Regions from separate parts of the Homo sapiens genome. Here region 2 is linked to region 1. The links are chromatin loops, found by intact Hi-C in ENCODE. Cell type or tissue: endothelial cell of umbilical vein. All regions are shown on one strand. Each heading gives the region's core, and the rest is flanking DNA. Links, peaks and the distances in the headings are about the cores only.

Region 1 (9,676 bases), core at 895-8,894:
GGTCTAACGTTTAAATCTTTAATCCATCTTGAATTGATTTTTGTATAAGTTGTAAGGAAGGGATCCAGTTTCAGCTTTCTACATATGGCTAGCCAGTTTTCCCAGCACCATTTATTAAATAGGGAATCCTTTCCCCATTGCTTGTTTTTGTCAGGTTTGTCAAAGATCAGATAGTTGTAGGTATGCGGCGTTATTTCTGAGGGCTCTGTTCTGTTCCATTGATCTATATCTCTGTTTTGGTACCAGTACCATGCTGTTTTGGTTACTGTAGCCTTGTAGTATAGTTTGAAGTCAGGTAGTGTGATGCCTCCAGCTTTGTCCTGTTGGCTTAGGATTGACTTGGCGATGCGGGCTCTTTTTTGGTTCCATATGAACTTTAAAGTAGTTTTTTCCAATTCTGTGAAGAAAGTCATTGTCCAAAAGAAATACAGTGCTAGCCACAAATTCAAGCCACATATGTAATTTAAAATGGTCTAGAAACTATATTAGGAAAGGAAAAAGAAACGGTAATTGAATTTCAATAGTACATTTTATTTAACCTGATTCATCAAAAATATTATTTGAAAGTGTAATCAGTATTTAAAAACTTTGAGATTATGTTCTTAGCTTTTCTTAATCTTCAGAATTAAACATATTTTGGTAATTTCATGCATCTAAATTTGGACCAGCCACATTTCAGGTGCCCAGTTGCCACATGAGCTAGTGACAGTACAGCAGTGTTCATGTGATTTTATCATACAAACCAGGGTACTACTGAGAGTGAAACAGGGTGCTACTAATAATTATGCCAGGACAACAAGAGGAAACCTGGACAGCCACCGTAATTTAAAAAGTGGCAATTGGCTGGGCGCGGTGGCTCACACCTGTAATCCCAGCACTTTGGGAGGCCAAGGTGGGTGGATCATGAGGTCAGCAGTTTGAGACCAGCCTGGCCAACAGTGAAACTCCATCTCTACTAAAAATAAAAAAAATTTGCTGGACACGGTAGCGGGCACCTGTAATCCCAGCTACTCAGGAGGCTGAGGCAGAAGAATCGCTTGAACCTGGAATGTGAAGGTTGCATTTGGCCAAGATCGCGTCATTGCACTCCAGCCTGGGCAACAAGAGCGAGACTCTGTCCCAAAAAAAAAAAAAAAAAAAAAAAAAAGCAGTGGTTGCCTGTTTGGTCAGGAGAAGTAATGAGACCATACAAAACATAGAAGATTATAGATATATTTTTATATTTGGGTGTGTACATACATATGTATAAGTATTATATAGATTTTATATGTGTGTATATAATCTATATAATTGTATCAAAATATATTTATAATTATAGTATACACATATACATATATGTAGGTATATATGTAATTTATATTTTGCAGAAATGAAAGAGAAAATATTGTTCATTGAGTGAGCTTAAAATTTGAAGCAAGCGCACATCATTTTGATATAAGAGGGGTGCAGCCAAACACCTATATTTGATTTATGGAAAGGATTTAAGGTCATGCATAGTATTTTTCCACTGTACGCATTCATACCCATTAATGCTCTAAATTATGTCATCTTGAAATTTAAATATCATTATATAGGATGATACATATTGAACAAAGAGCCAAGGTATCCTTAAATGTATGGCTGGTGATAGAGGCTTGTCTATACTGTCATGGATGTTTCTTATCAGATATTTGTGAAGGGTATTAAGCTAAACTTGCCTTACTGCTTTTTAATACCTTCTTTTGCAAAATGTAATGTATGCAAAGTAAACGTGTTACTTACTTTCCATACTCTATGGCACAGGATGAAGTCAACCGGCTATCAGATCTTCAACCTCAAATTGAACGATTAAAAATTCAAAGCATAGCCCTGAAAGAGAAAGGACAAGGACCCATGTTCCTGGATGCAGACTTTGTGGCCTTTACAAATCATTTTAAGCAAGTCTTTTCTGATGTGCAGGCCAGAGAGAAAGAGCTACAGACAAGTAAGTAAAAAGCCTAAAATGGCTAACTTGACATTTTCCAAAATGGTTATTTGTGGGGAAATCCAGAAGGTACTAACATGAAACAATAATTTCTGTAAATGGAACCATTCTCCCTACAACCTGTATTAACAAGGAACGAAATACTGGTGTAACAGATAAGCTGTCTGTAGATTTTTTTGTCCTCATAATAATTTTGTGACTTTGAGAAACAAAACATGTTTTGTATGGGAATAGCTTCTCCTTGGGGGATTGTAGATTTCAAAATCAGATGTTTTGAATATAGAAGAAAATAAAAGAGCAGTTGAGGTCATATGAATACACTTCAATTAAGTCTGGCTCGCTGTATATACAAGGATATTTGCTAGGCATCTTCTAATATTTCTGTCAATTTATCTGAAGAGTATTATAGCTTTAGCATACATGTGGCAACTGAAACTCAGCAAAGGACAAATTATTCTTTGGGCTACATTTTACTACTGGATCACTATAATTACATAAATCCTATTTTTTCCTTTGATGATAAAAGATAAAAGTGGAGCAATTATGCAAATTCATGCCATGCGACTAGCAAATTTTTCAAGATGTTTCTTTTGTCTCTTCCTGAATTGCTTTAATAAGATGATGTTAATACATAGTATCTGCTCCAAAATATCTCTACTCATCAACTTAGTTTTAAGACAAAAATTCTTTTCAGAGACAGATGAATGACCACCTTTAAGAAATAGTAAATGGGGTTTTGATTCACTATATACATGCATATATGTGTTCATGTGCACACAAAAGGAATTATTGAGTAAAATCGGGTTTGAAGGCATTAAGATAAAAGTATTTTTCTGAAAAAATCTCTGTCCCAAATTTGTCATGAGAAGCACAGGAACATGTGTTTGTTTACTACTAAAACTTAAATTAGTTGGAAAATATATTATCCTATTGCTTTTCTTTGTAAATATTTAAAGAATTCACCATATAATATCATTTCCAGAATTAATGTAGTGATACACAACGCTTTTCTCATTTCCCAGCTTTTCATTTTTTACAAAAATGAAATGAGCTAAATAAAGCAAAGGATAAATACTTTTTTTTTTTTTTTTTTTTTTTGTACTTCAGAGTCGTTTTTGCTAAGGGGTTTATTTTCCTGTACAGGTAGTAAAACTTTATAAATAGTATCAGCTCCCTCTAGTGGATTTCAGTATACTTGTTACTGTGCCTCTGCAAAATCAATTTGGGAAAATATTTTAAATGTCCTAGATTTTCAAATATTGACATATTTAACAATAATGTATTTTCACTTGTCATTACATACATAACTCCCCCTTAAAGTTAAATACATTTAGTGGCTATGCAGCAATTGTTGTGCAAAGGAGCCATTTCACTGGAAATTTACTTTAATCTGTATATACCTCTTAATCATATTAAAGTTCAACTTTTTATCATTTACTTTAAAGATGTTCAGAATAGCAATGTTTGATAACTGAGATTTGTCTATGATGTTACAATATAAATACGTAATAATATATAGTCTCTATTCATACAGCTCTCCATCCATCCATCCATCCCTATCATCTTTCTTCTCTTTTTTAAATTTCATACCTACAAACGATGATTGTTTATAAAACTTCCTAACTTTTTCACTGCTATTATATGTAAACAAATTGTCCCCACTTCCACTGTAGCTACACATCTTTAATTTTACTATTCACCCTTTTGGAATGCTTGTCTAGATTAATAAATAACCCTTTAATTAAATATGGTGTATATATATATATATATATGGAATGAAAAATGTAGCATATGAAATTACATAGCAGTTGATTTTGTTAATTTGAAATTAATTCAAATAATTGCACATGTGTATGCATTATATCCGAACTGGCACCAGGGAGTAAATCTCATTTCTTGTATTCCTCCACAGTACTTTGGACGTATTAAGTATGCAGGAAATAAGAGCTAACAGAAGTGCCTAGGCATCCATACTGACTTTTATTTCCTCTTTACTTTTTTAAACTTGCTTTTTCACACAAAAACCTGGCTTTTAAAATATACTATCAGTGTTGGAAAATGGCATAAGGAATTGGTAGTTGTTACCTGACATAAGTGATAGAAGAAAATAATATAAAAAGATAAAATTCTATTTTCAAAGCACTTTTTACTCTATGCATAACTAATTTATACATCATTTTACCTAACCCTCAGAGAGAAACACATTGAGTATTTGTTATTACAACTATATCACAAGTAAGCTAATGGGGTTTGAATAACTAAAAGCATGGATATGGGATGCTGTAAGAACTAGATCGTATACACGAATGTCCATAACAACATTATTCATAATAGCCAAAACGTAGAAGAAACCCACATGTCCATCCAGTGATGACTATATGAAGAAAATGGGCACATCCATACAAGGCAGTGTTACTGAGCAATAAAAAGGGAGAAAGTACTGATACATGCTACAGCATGGAGTACCCTTGAAGACATTATGCTGAGTGAAAGAAGCCAGTCACAAAAGATCATATGTTATATGAGTCTCTTGATATAAAATGGCCACAATAGGCAAATCTGTACAGGCAGAAATAAGATTAGTGGTTGCCTAGGTCTGGGAGGATGAGGGGGTGGAATTGTTTCCCATGACAGTTGATAAAATACTTTTCTAGAGACTGAAAACCAGTAAACTCATGTTATATGCTAGATGAATATAGAAACACAGCATCTAGTCTGTTGTAGATAATTGTTTCAACAAAGAAAAAAATGAAACCTTATTTCTTAATGTAAAGAAGGAAAAAGATTGGTCATATAATTTGAGTTTATTTCATTAACAATTTGGAAATCATGTTAAAATAATTATTAGGGATTTTATTGGTTTGGTTTAGTTTTGCAAAAATGGAGAAAGTGACATTATTAGTTATGACAAAGCCAGTGTTTTGACTGTTCTAAAGTTTCAAAATGATTCTCTTCTGTTCTACACCATTAGATTGCTTTCAGAACAGAGTCTTGCTCACTTTTTCACTAATAAATTCAAGAAATATTTTTGAACACCTGGTATATGCCGTAAAAGTGCTGGGCACTAGGTAATATACATGGTGGAGAAAATCAAGAGCAATATGTCTTCATGGAGCTTATTGAAAGAAAGATAATAAAATTGAATATCTGAATATTATTGCAGATTATAATTACTTTGGCGTCTGAAACCGTGATTCTGGGGAGATGATGTTAGAACCAAACCTGGAGAATGTGCAGGTGCCAGCTATATGATAAGTTGGAGAAAGGACATTAGGAGAAATGAAAAGAAACACAAATTGCCAAAGGTGAAGAATGAGGGCTTGGCATGTCCAGAAGACATAAGGGAGGCCAGAAAGGCTGGAATGTAACAAATCAATGAAAGATTAGGACAAGATGAGGGTAGAATTGCTCTTATAGAACTTCTATAACAGGTTTGGATTTTAAGAGCAGTAGACATTTCCGAAAGAATTTCAATTGAGGAAATTAAGTACCCTTAGTTGTATTTTTTCAAAACTCACCCTCTAGCTGGTATGTGAAGAAGAAATGCAATACAAGTCTGAGGAGAAGCAGGAAGACTTGTGGAAAGAATAGCCACACAGAGGAGAGTCCATTGAACCTTAAACTACAGTTGTGATAAGATAAAGAAAAATCATTTCAACCCTTGAAGAGGTGATGATCTGGGGAGGTGTAGCACAGAAGATATTCTTGCCAGAATTGAAAGAAAATAACTTTTACCTCTTACAGAGACAGTAGAAGAAAATTTTAAGGGTAGCCAGCAAGGATGCTCTCCATGGCCACAATTTCAAGCTCTATGGTTAGTCTCTACCCCTCCCTGTTAGGATGCTGAGACTGGGAATTAAAACAAAGTTTGATGTGAGGTAACTCTTCTAGCTGCAGTTCAGGAAATTGACCTAATTTACTTTATTAAAATTTTAAATTTTTTATTTTAAAATTTTATTTTTAATACATCTAGGCAAAGGAATGTTTTGTTCCAGTAGACACATAATCTGTTGCATTGCTCCTTCACTCCAGAAACTAGGTAAACTGTTTGTAAATGTTCCTTTTAAAAATTGTGTTATTTTTATCAATACCATCAAGAGCAAGCATAGCAGACATGTTTATTTAAGCAAGCTATGTGCTTATTGTGAGATAAAAGAATTGTTCCCTGACCTCAAGAATCATGGGAAAACTCGCTAAATGCCAAGTTAAAGCTATACATATATATATACACACGCTGTGTGTACATATACGTATATGTACACAAGTTGTGTGTGCATATACGTATGTACATATATACACATACTGTGTATGTACACACACAGACACATACTGTGTAAATACTCACGTAGGCAAATATTGTGTATATACACACGTAGACACATACTGTGTATATACACACGTAGACACATTCTGTGTATATAAACACGTAGACACATACTGTGTATGTACACACGTAGACACATACTGTGTATGTACACACATAGACACATACTGTGTATATACACATGTAGACATATACACACACACACACACACACACACACATTTATAAAATTTATGTGACAGGAACCTCATACTATTTTCCAAAATGGCTGTACTAATTTACATTCCCACCAACAATGTGTAAGTGTACTTTTCTCCACAGCCTCTCCAACATTTATCTTTCATCATTTTGAAAGTAGCCGTTCTAATTTTAACATGTGTAAGGTGACACATCATTGTGGTTTTCACATTTTTCTGATGTTTAGAGATGTTGAGCATTTTTTCACATATCTGTTGGCCATTGGTGCCTCTTATTGCGAGAAATGTCTGTTCATATCCCTTGCCCATTTTTAAATCAGGTTATTTGTTTTCTTGCTGTTGAGTTTTTTGAGGTTTCTATATATTTTGGATATTAACTCCTTACCAGATATTTGGTTTGCAAATATTTTCTCTTGATCTGTGAGCTGCCTCTTCACTCTGTTAATAGTTTCCTTTCCTGTGCAGGAGCTTTTTAGTTTGATGCAATCTAATTTGTCTATTTTTGCTTTTGTTGCCCATGCCATATCCATTTGAGCATTATTCATAACAGCCAAGATACGGAAACAACCTAAATGTCTATTACAGGACGAATGGATAAAGAAAATGTGATATATATAGTGATATATGCATAGTGGTAGATATATATAGTGATTTATATATACTGATATATAGAGATATATATACTGATATATATAGTGACATATATATATAGTGATAAATATATTCCAGTGTCTATATATGATATATATATGCAATGGAATACTATACAGTCTTTAAAAGGAAGGAATTTCTGTCATTTGCCACCATGTAGATAGAACTGGCGGACATTAGGCTAGCTGAAATGAGCCAGGCAAAGAAAGACAAATACTGTATGATCTCACTTATATGAGAAATCCAAAAAAAAGTCAAATTATAGAAACAGAAAATAGAAAGGTAGTTACCAGAGACTGGGGGGAAGAGGAAGGTTGGGAAAGGGAAGGTGTTGATCAAATGATAGAAAGTTTCAGTTAGACTGGAGGAATAAATTGTAGCGATCTCTAGTACTGCGTGGTGGACACAGTTAATAAAAATCTATGTTTCAAAATTGGTAAAAGAATAGATTTTAATATCCGCATCACAAAAAAAGATAAGTTGGTGAGGTGATTAATATGTTAATTAACCTGAGTGAATATTTTACAATGCATACATAGATCAAAACATCACATGATACCCCATAAATACACATAATTATTATTTGTTAGTTAAATATGAAATAGTTTAACATGATATTTTGAAAATAGGATTGCTAAGTGGATAGAGCTGCTTTTAGAAAAAGGGAAAATTCAGCAAAAGAAAAAAACTCTTAAATTCTAATAAATATTTCTGTAGTGTGGTAGTTTATACTTACACAAAGTTGGTCAGAAAAATGAGACTTACCTGGAAAATAAATCAGTTGTCCAGGAGGTGAATAATAGAGCAGTATTTATGAAAATGACCCCAATTTCAGTTGGTTCATTGGAGTTTTATGACTTATAAAACAAATTCTATGGTGATCTTAGATAAAATTCCTATAAACCCATCTATTTCACTCATGTCAGACCACACCAAGTGCCCTTTGTGAGAATGGAGCCTGAGCAGCAGCGACTTTCAGCAGAGCAAGTTGCATAAGCAAAAAGGCGTGAAGTAATTAAAAGGCATATTTTGACTGGAGGATAGAATATTGATTTTGATAGGAAATTGGGCTAAAATGTTGATTGAATTCCCAATCACAAAGATCCTTGTATTTCAAACTAAGGAAACAACTTATATATTGACATTAGAAATTCAAGTTATACTCAGACTTCCTTGCACTTGTAATTATCTGAAGGACCATTCCTAGTATGTTAATCATCATATATCATGCATGGGTCCTGTTGTATTTCTTGACACCTTTGTCAGTGTTCACATTTTAGAGAAATGCTTACTTTTGTCATGGTCTATGTTATTTAATAAAGTTTGGAGCCTTTGCTGATTGCATTATCTCCTTGACTTTAGATTGATCATGGGGAATGAGGAAAAAGGTGGGATCTGGTTGGCATGGAATTAAAGGCTCAAGTTGAGCATTTTGCCGAAGTAGGTATATGTCATTAGTTCAGCTTCTTCACACATGTGCAGTGCATTTTTTTCCCCACAGGTAATAATGGGGAATTCAAATTGGACTCGATTTCATATTCACAACAGGACTTCTAATGTTTTTAAATGCTGTCAATATTAAGACTACTAACATATCATCTCTTTCTCCCCCTAAATGGATTACATGGGTGCCTTTTCCAGCTTCTATCTAAGCACTATCCAACAGAAAAATAATGTGAGCCATATATTTAATTTTAAATGTTCTAGAAACCACATTAACAGATCAACAGGTAAAAGTCATTTGAAAATATTGTTTCATCTTAGAATTAAAATTTTAAAATGTGGAAATAGCTTTACATTCTTTTTGTATGAACTGTCCAATATCTGGTGTGTCTTTATATATACAAAACATCTCAACTCAAACTGGCCACGTTTCAAGTGCTTAACGGACGGGTAGCCAGTTGCTACCTTATTGGTTGGCACAGTTACGTCTTCCTTCTCTCTATTGTACATTCTCTGATGCTTAAGTGCCTATTTTCTGAGTAGTTCTATTTTTCAAGAGGAGAGATTTTTTTTTTCAGTAAAGTGTTATATATAACCGATTGCTCTGGTATCTCTTTATCTCGATAGTTATGTCTCTCAGAATTTTCAATATACTTCTCTGTTTACTTTGCTTTCCAGTTAAAGTGGTTTGCCCTTGACATAGACTCATGTGTATTAGAAAATGTAGCATCTAATTTCATACTTAGCTCTTTTGTTATCACAAAAGAATCTTGCTTTGCCTCTCTTGGTCTGTCCTTTGCTCTCCTTTTTTCTCTCTTCTTTTCCCTTTAGCCCCTCCCTCTTTTAAGAGTTAAAGACAAGCAGTTTTTAAACAAAAGGTGCAGAAAACTTCTTTTTTGTATTCCTTTACTATAATTTTAGATGTCAGTTTGCCTATACTTTATCACTTCCATCCCTCACATGGCTATATTAAATGTCTAGATATTAATGGAATTTTTTTTTTTACTTTTCAAGATAAACAGTAGTGCAGGATAGGAGCCCTTAATTTTTATTTTCCCAATAATTTACAGCACGTGCTTCCAAGCTTGCAATCACTTAT
Region 2 (9,676 bases), core at 1,038-9,037, 1.8 Mb before region 1:
GCACAGAGTAAGATCCTATCTCAAAAAAAAAAAAATTAAAAAAGGAGGGCATTCTGTGTTCTCCTTTATTCCCTCCTTCCATTATCTCATCAGTGCTTCCCTTTGGTCAAACCTAATGGGAAGCTTATTGTCAAGGCATACTGGAAAATTCAATTTTGTGAGGCTATCCTCTACAATAAAAATCAGAGAAAAGGGATGGAGACATGGTCTTAAAACAAAAACAAACAAAAATTATACAGTTCCACCTCCCAAATCATTAACACAAGCGTGCCCTTGAAACAAACTTCTCACATTCCAGTTTAGTTGTTCAAATCGCAGCTGTACCATGATTGTACTTTGAAACAAGTCTATTTTCTTCTTTATTTTCTCCTAATATTGCCTTTACATCCTTCCTTATTATTTTAGATTCCAATGCCTATTATTTCTGATTGTATTCTAAACTCCCTTGCTCTAGTGTCTTTTCATTGTATCCAAACATGGATAAACCCGAAACCACTGCTTTCACTTTTTTTGACCTCTACCTTTAAAAGGCTACCTGAGAAAATTACATAAAGGTTTAGATTGTTTCCTTTATAAATTCATGATCAGTGACATCAAAGATCCTTCAATATTGACCTTTAATTCTGCTTCGTTTATCAGGAACAGTCATTACATTCTTTACAATGTGTTTTTCTATCATTCCACACTATCTTTAACTGTCTATATTCCCACCATTTGCTGTACTATCAGGAGATAATCTCTTCTAATTCACAGAAAAGAAAATAAAAGACATTAGAGAGGAAATTTTCTGTTAGTGAACATAATGCATTTACCAGCTCTGCTCCCATCTTTATCCCCTTTGGTCATTTAATAGAACAAAAGCCCTGTTTATACTAAAGGCAATTTCTTCAATCCTGCTTTGGATTACATCTACTTCTACCTTCTCAGAATCCTTATATTATTTAATATATTTTTCTCACCCTTCCATTAGCATTAAAACATCTTCCAAATTAGGGAAAAAACGGTTAAAAAGAAGAATAAAACAAAGAAGAAATGCAAAATCAAACTCACCATTTTTCCACACATCCTCTGCTTTGATTATCTTTCCCCTCTCCTCTTTTTCAAAACCATAATTTTTCAATTCCTAAGAAATGTTTTTTTCTGTATTCAGTATCTTCACTTCATCACCTACTCATTCTTTAGTCTACTTCTAACAGAATCCAGCCTTTACCACTCCAATAAAAAACAGTTTATTACTAATTTCCAAGTTCATAGAAGCAATGGGTAGATATTATCTTCTTTTTTTTTTTTTTTTTTTTTTTTTTTTTTCCTGAGATGGAGTCTTGCTCTGTTGCCAGGCTGGAGTACAGTGGCGCAATCTCGGCTCACTGCAACCTCCACCTCCCGGGTTCAAGCAATTCTCCTGCTTCAGCCTCCCGAGTAGCTGGGACTACAGGCACGTGCCACCACGCCCAGCTTAATTTTTTGTATTTTTGGTAGAGACAGGGTTTTACCATGTTGGCAAGGATGGTCTCGATCTCCTATTCTTGTTGGCTTGGGCCTTGGGGCTCTATGTCCTCAATAAACTAAAAGATACAATCTTATAGTTACTTGATCTGTAAGTAGAATTTGCTTCCCTCTTTTAAGTTTAATTTTCCTTGGGCTAAGACTCTCCTGGTTTTCGCTTATCTCTGTGGTTGCTCAATCTCCATCTCTTTTGCAGATACATCTTCTTTCCAAACATTAAGTGTTGAAATTTTTCAAAATTCAATTCTAGACTATTATATTCTCTCACTTTAGTAGCATAAAATATGTGGGTTTCTATAAAATTATCAAGATATTTTATGGAAATATAAATTCTTTCCACAGCTTTAATTTCCACCCCCATGAAAATTGGACATACATGTACAATAAGTCCTCTTTTAACATTGTGGATAGATTTTTGAAAACTCTGACTTTAAGCAAAACTATGCATAATGAAACCAATTTTTCCATAGGCTAGTAGATATAAATAAGAGATAAGTTCTAATGGACTATTTTTGGTAACAAAACCATCACCAAACTTATAAATAAAAAACAAAAACACTTCTAATATTAAACATTGAAATAAATGTGAGCTACACATACATTTAAGTTAAATTGATAAAATCAAGTAAGATAGTTAGTGATCCACTTTTTTTTTTTTTTTTTTTTTGGTGAATCAGTGAATGATGGCAGTCACAGCAGTGATGGGTTAAATTATGAAATAAATGTTTGCAAAGTGAAAATTTTCAGGAGTACCCCCTTGTACCATAAAGTTCAAAAACAAATAATAGGAAATATAGCATGCTCCCTGAGCACTTTTGGCATGATAATAAATGTGCATTTGTAGGATTGTCATGTACTTAACAAATTTTTACTTGACAATAATTTGTACTCATTCATTCATTCATTCATTCATTTTCCATCCTGCTTATTTCATTTCAGAATGGTGGGTGATGGGAACCTATCCCAGCATCTCAGGGTTCCAGGCAAAAACCAGCCCTGGCAGGGAAGCCATCCAATCGTAGGTCACACTCACTCACACACTCATACTCACTCAAACTGGAACCATGTAGACATGCCAATTCAGCTAATGTGCACAGCTTTGGGATGTGGGAAGCAACCAGAGTATGAGGCCAAAACCCACACAGACATGGGGAAAATGTGCAAACTCCACGTAGACTGTGGCCTCAGGTGGGAGTTAATTTTTTTTTCTCATCAACTTTATGACTAAATGATGTTAAATTAAACTTCGTTATTTGAGGACCTGCTGTATCCAAGACCTCAGTTTTAAATTCTGTATATCCAGTACCTATTTAACATCTCAACCTGTTTATTTTAAATAAACATAAAACTCAACATATGCATGCTCTCCCGCAACCTCTAATCTGTCCTGCTCCATCTTTGTTTGTCTTAGTGTATGGTGGCACCATTCATTCAGTTATATAAACCAGAAGTCTAGCCATTAACTTTGACTTCACCCTCTCTCATCATCCACTATATCCTATCAATTGCCAATCCTATCCAATTTACCTCTTAGATACTTCTTTATTCACTCTTATCTGTCATTCTAATTGGTAAATTAATGCATGAATCTAAATTTCCCCACTTGCTCTGCATGGTGCCTATAATTTTTGTGGCTGAAAGATTTATAAAAAATATTTGTGTTTGTCTTTCCTGTATTTTTCCCTTCTCTTCCTCCATTCTCCCCTCTCCATTTCCAGCATGGATTCAAGACTCCCTAAAAGTCTGTGCCTTAAGAAATGTTCTGCTGGAACATGTGTTGAGGTGTCAAGAAAGTGGCTAAAAGGCAATTGGAGGGCCAAAGATCATAGAATACAACACGCAGTGCTTGACACCACCTTTCTGCTGGATAGGGCCCTGGGGCTGTGTCCAGTTGTTACAAGGAAATAACTGAGGAGTGATATAAGGAAGCCATGTAGTAAGCATTATGTATTTGTCTTGTTAAATATTTCAGGGTCGGCTAGGCGCGGTGGCTCACGCCTGTAATCCCAGCACTTTGGGAGGCTGAGGCGGGCGGATCACGAGGTCAAGAGATCGAGACCATCCTGGCTAACACGGTGAAACCCCATCTCTATTAAAAATACAAAAAAAAAGAGCCGGGCATGGTGGCGAGCACCTGTAGTCCCAGCTACTCGGGAGGCTGAGGCAGGAGAATGGCATGAACCCGGGAGGTGGAGTTTGCAGTGAGCCGAGATCGTGCCACTGCACTCCAGCCTGGGTGACAGAGCCAGACTCCGTCTCAAAAAATAAATAAATAAATAAATAAATAAATAAAATTTAAAAATTAAAAAAATAAATATTTCAGGGTCTCAAACACTGCACTAAAACATTTAGCAATGGAATATAAAGTCACAGTGAGAAACAGTGTGAAATGGTCTCAGGAGACTGGAGAGACCTCCATAACAAATTCATGTTACAGGACTTTTATACAACTCTGGTTGTATGATGTACTCCAAATAGTGACTGAGGCTGACTTCTCCATCTGCTCATTTGTTTAAAAGCTGACATTCATTTAATCAAATAAAGAATCACTAGGTTTAAAGTTGCAACTCATAACTGCTTACTTTGTGAAAAATAGTTATAGCTAAGTCATGGCAGCTGTCATAAATATATGGAAAACACTTTGCCTGTATATTTTTCACTAACTGGAATAATACTCTTTCAACAAAAAAACTGAAAAGAACGAACTAGGGAACAAAACATTTTTATCCTTCAAGACATTCTGTTTAGAAAGATCTTTGTAAGCTGTCATCTTTTGTCTCTGGTAGAAAGGAAAATACAAATAATCTGGAAATATAGAGATGGGTTTCTGTACCTAAAACCACAGATTTTGTTTCCAATAAAGTGAAAAATATTATATCATATAGTTTATTTTTTATTATATAGAGCTAATTGCCCTTGTGTTCTTAGTGGGGAAGAAAAAAAGAACCCCAGTATAGATAGATTTTCCATGATGAAAAGGGAATCATGACCATCTGTATTTCCAAAGGGAAAGTGAAATTCCAAATATTCTGTGCCATAAAATGTTAAATTGAACATTTTAAAATAGTCTCTCAATATTTTGGACCCAATGCTTTGAAACTTTAAAATTAAGTATGATATATACATAATTTCCACACCTTTAAAATGAGTTGTTAAATTGTTAAGACCTTTCTTCAAAATTAAGACTTGCTAGTCAATCCTAAAAATAGCCTCCAGAGGGCGACCAAGTTGCATCATGGCAAACAAGCACATCAAACTGTAGCACTGCCTCCAACAACAGCATGGATTTAGTTAACATATGAAAAGCCAATAATAATGGTTAATCCTTGAAAAAAAAATATACTTTCACCTGAAGTGTGAATAGCTCTGCAAAAATTGAGTGTTTGTGAGGAAACCACCTGTAATTTGATGCATTAGCAGAGCAAAGGCCTTTGATCAGAAAAACTTGTCATCATTTCATGCAAGTTCCAATCAATTTCTCTGCTCATTGAAGTCTACTTATCCCAAGCACCTTGTTGTAGCAAACAGAGTATAGATCTTGAAGTTCGGTAGACTTAGATTCAAAGGCAGCTCTGCAATTGGTTGTTACCTTGTAAACAAAGTTTAATCTGAAGATAGGGTAGATAATATCTTCTTCATGCTTCATGGTTGTTTGAGAATTACATGAGATAAATATATGAAAACATTGACCCACAATGTGGGCAAACATCACCTCATTCTTGTTTATTTCGTCCCTATCTTTTTTTTTTTCTCCTTTACCTAGAGAAAGATAAAAATAGGATCAAATTATGTTATTCACTTCAAGGTTTTAGTGATACATATTACTTTCCCATTATTTGTCTTCAAAATATGTTTTTAAAAACCACATGGAAACAAAGTAGTGGTTACATTTAAATAATTAATATTTCTCCATTCTCTCAGACAGAAATACATCTAATAAATGTTGTTGGAGGTTTGCTAGTCCTCGACTGGTTAATGACTATTATCAATCTAGTAATTCGAATTGGTCATCCATTCAATTGGCTTTCCCCTTATACCAATGGGTTATTATTTCCACTTATTTCATTTATATTAAAGCCACATCCCTCTGAGAAAAATAGTTGAGTTTACCTTGTATTTGCCCTTTCTTATTCTTCCTGACCTATATCTAACCAGCAGACAATTTCTGTTGATTATTTTTACACATTTTCTCTGCTACACCTTTAGATTATGACCTTATATGACCTTCTACTGGTCTCCTTAATTTTATTCACTGATCAAGATGTCCTTAATGTTCTCCTCAGCTTGACTAAATTTTAGACAGGTTTCTTCTTGACTGTAGGTCCCTGACCTTTCTTTTCTTAAGGCATTTACTTTAGAAAAAGTACAATTGTAAATTCTTTGCCCCTCTGAGATATAAATCCCCCAGCGTCTTCTGACTTTTATAACCCAGGAATGTCTTTCTCAAGGACCTGGAAGCCATCCCTTTGAAATGTAAACATCAAGAAAGATAGCACCCCTATTTTCAGTCTCTGTGGGAGGGTAGGAGCCTAACTTAGATAAGCATCAATTAGCACACACAGATGGCCTAATCACATTGACCAACTTCCTCCCTGAGGTCCTCCAGTTCTTTTCCACTAGCTATCTTTGGCACTTAACATCTCTCCCATTTTTCTACATCAGCAGAGTTGAGTGCAATCTCTCTTCCTTTTGTAATCATCTTGACTCCTGTTGCAATATTCTTCCTTGCCCGTTTACTCAATTTGGTGCAGTTTTTCTTTGACATCATTCCTTCACCAAACCCATACTGCTGAATTTCAGATTACTCTTTCCAAACTTTGAATCACTCTGTATTTCCTGTTGCATAAACCCCACCATTCAAACTCATCCACCATCTTGTACCTTCAAAACTCATTCTCAGAATTCCACTTCCTGAGTTCCCTACTCCAATAAAACTAGTCCATTAGCTTTGTAAATGTGGCTACTATTTCCTCACTTTGAAATCTTTGCTTGTGTCCTTTCTATTAAATATATTTTGAAATTTTATTTTATTGTACCTGCTCATAGATAAAAATAAAATAGAAATCACATCAAGTCTCTACAAATGGGAGTTTGATAGTGGAAATTAGTAGCACCAGTGATGAAATTGCTGAGAAGTAAAGAAGGGCTAGCAGGATAATGGAGGGATTAGCAAGAACAGGAATCTACTTCAATCAACTCCTATACTGGACAGTTAAGGAGAAGATTGTGAGGGAGCCCAGGGCCAGATAACCTGGTCAATACTGGACCATACGTGTTTTGTCTCACACATAGTAGAGCCAGGGAGGTTACACAGTGGCTGCTGGAAGAGGTAACCAAAGTAGAGAGACAATGGAGAGAAATCTCTTAGCTTCTTTCTAACCCGTCATATCCCATCAGTGTCTCTATTTGGCTGAATCTGGTAAAAAGTAAGCTGCATGTATGGGTCTGCTATCATGTGACACAAAATAGAGACAAGAAAGAACAATGAATGAATCTAAGACAAACAGACTGGAACCAGTACATTTGCTTGAATGTTGTACAATAGCCTATTTTCAAACTATGGTCTTTTTATTTATATTCCCTATATTCTTGACCAATTGTTTTATTCCCCTAAGTTCAAATTTCCTCATCTTTGAAAATAGCATAATGATAGTTCCTAGCTCATCGGGTTGTTTTGAATATTAAATGAAATAAGACAGATAAAGGGTTAACATTGAAATTATTATATAGGACATGCTCCAAAAATGAACTTCATCATGATTGCTTTGTTGTTATTATTATTAAAATTGCTGTTGTTATTGCTATTTTAATCACCTCTTCAATTTTCTGCCAAGTAGAATTTTATTTCAGTGTCCAGTTTAAATGCTGTCTGCTCCTTTTAACTTCTACAATCATTTTCTCCAAAAAGGATTTGTTCCTACTCTAAATTCCTATACTATACATTATGTGCTTCATTTATTTGACATTCATCTGTGGGTTTATTTGACTATACGCTTTCCATTATAACCAAACTTTAAAATTCTAGAGCATAAGGACTATTGTTTATGTATTTGTGTATCTCCCATAGGATTTAGTACAGTGCACTATCCAGAAAAAGCAATTATTGGAAATGTGTTGAGTGAAAAACTTAATCACTAAGTTTACTGTAACTCTACTGACATATGGACAAAGCTCATAACTATTTGGGCAATGCTGTGAAATTCTAGGCTTTATAATTTTTAGAATTTATTTACTTTCATATGGGATTTTGTTTTAAAAGATACTGTAAAAATAACTTGAAAAAAATTTAGCTTAAAGAGATTAATAAATGGTTTGCCATTTGTTGCATTTTTATACTTATTTAGAACTGCCTCTAGAACTCCCAGTATGTCAGCATGTGTAGCTACAGAGCTTGTTAGCAGAATACAGACACCTGCTATTTCTGGTACTTATAACATGAAAAAATATGATTATATTAATAACGCCGTGCATTTTATAGTGCCCTATCATTATTTCAGAGAGTTCAAACTTTCTCATGTAGTCATATAAAGTAGCAAGGGAATTCACATTATATATGCAATCCCAAAGGGCATTTTTGATCACTTTGAATTTTACCAACCATATTACTCAGGGTGGATTAATAAAAACATGTATAGGGGCATGGCCCTGAGATTGGCTTCGAGTAAGACAGAGACAAGGACATGCAGAGATGAAGATGAGCTTCACAAATGAAGAAACAAGGAATCTGGAATAGAGTTGTCTGAGGAGTAAAAATCAGCATAGAGAAGAGAAAAACTGCAATAGAGGAAAGGGAGACTGGAGTGAGAGTGGTATGAAGGCTCGTTTCACGTTCTTTCTCGCATCCATTTTCCTCTTCCTTTGGCTATTTCTCTCAGCTACTTTTTAAACCACATATCCCTAAGGGTGATCTTCAGTTGGGAATAGAAAAGGGTGGCTGCGTAATACAAATGTGCTATCATTCACTTCTGTCCTTAGTTACAACACTCTCACCCTCTCTGCACCTCCACTCATCAAACCAAAATGAAACAAGACTGGCAGTGGCGAAGGCAGGCCGAGCCTTGCCGGTGAGTTCTGAGGAGGAGGATCCCAGTGGGATGCGGAGTGAAGAGGGGGCTGTAAATGCCAGAGTGATTGGAAAATGTCAGTTCCTGTGGCTGCACCAAACTGGAGTGTCACCAGCATTACAACAAAACAAAATACAAAAATATATTGCCAGGGAGACTGTATGTCGGAGTTAGCTTTACTTCTTAACACCTTTATTAGTCTTCTGGAAGTTTTCCTGATGCAGTGAAAATACATTAAAATTGGGAACCACAGGTACATAATGATTGCAGCAGCTTAATTCAGTAGCATTGTTTCAGCCTTCACTCTTAGGCTTTACCATTTAATTTCTAGAAATGTGTTGAATTGCTTTTGCCATTTCTTAGATTTTTAAATTGAATATAGTGTAAGTTGGGACCTAGTCAAGCTCGTATTCCTGTCTCTAAAATCCAGTCATTTAATTCTAATTTTAGCTAGGCACCTTGTCCTTATTTCTCCAGGCAAATCAAGAAATCTCAATGTAATTTATTTTGAAATAATAAAAATAGGTGTTTATTATGGATAATAAACAGACAGGAAATTGTATGTGTATAATTATATATGCATATATGTGTGTGTGTGTGCGTGTGTGTGTGTGTGTGTGTGTGTGTGTGTGTGTGTATATATATATATATATATATATATATATAAATTCTTGTTTCTTACAACCCACCCATATAAAACCATTGTACAGTGAATCAGGCCAAAAGGAAATCAATATTCTAGTGATCTTCTAGAGAATACAGGGGAACCAAGCTGTAATAATATTTCCTTCCCACTATTCATATCTTGGGTCTATGGTGTAAAGCTAAAACAATAATAAACTACTTTTGCCAAAGCCACATACAGTAGATGAAAAATGACTTCTGTTAAAAAGATTCACTATACTCAGTGCAATTTGAACAGATGGCAAAGATCAAGTTTACCAACCCTCCTTTCCTCTGACTGATTTCTCCTGCTTCATCCCTGTTAAAGGCATGAATCTTCTGTTATATTCCAGTAGTACTAAGTAATTTAAAAGTTTAGATGGCAGAGAGAGCCACTTTATTTCAGGCAGTGAAACATTTCTTTAACTGAATTTCAAAATTCA

The links. A loop is a pair of places that touch in the nucleus more often than their neighbours do. Peaks named below come from ENCODE experiments on the same cell type or tissue, not always from the same donor. Only the 100,000 strongest peaks of a DNase experiment are listed, where the experiment ranks them.
Region 2: it touches region 1 in a loop (8-fold over the local background); 2 of 110 quality-filtered maps call a loop at or near these places.

The regions. Positions count from the first base shown.
Region 1 is chrX:32,477,206-32,486,881 of GRCh38, reverse strand. DMD (dystrophin) reads left to right here. Exons shown (of 79, transcript NM_004006.3): 21 at 1,783-1,963. Among named protein-coding and RNA genes, the nearest start is that of MIR3915, 100 kb to the left of the region's middle. In endothelial cell of umbilical vein, for the core only: no CTCF peak of the experiment used is centred there; no DNase peak of the experiment used is centred there.
Region 2 is chrX:34,296,131-34,305,806 of GRCh38, reverse strand. No RefSeq gene overlaps it. Among named protein-coding and RNA genes, the nearest start is that of FAM47A, 170 kb to the right of the region's middle. In endothelial cell of umbilical vein, for the core only: no CTCF peak of the experiment used is centred there; a DNase peak (open chromatin) is centred at 4,726.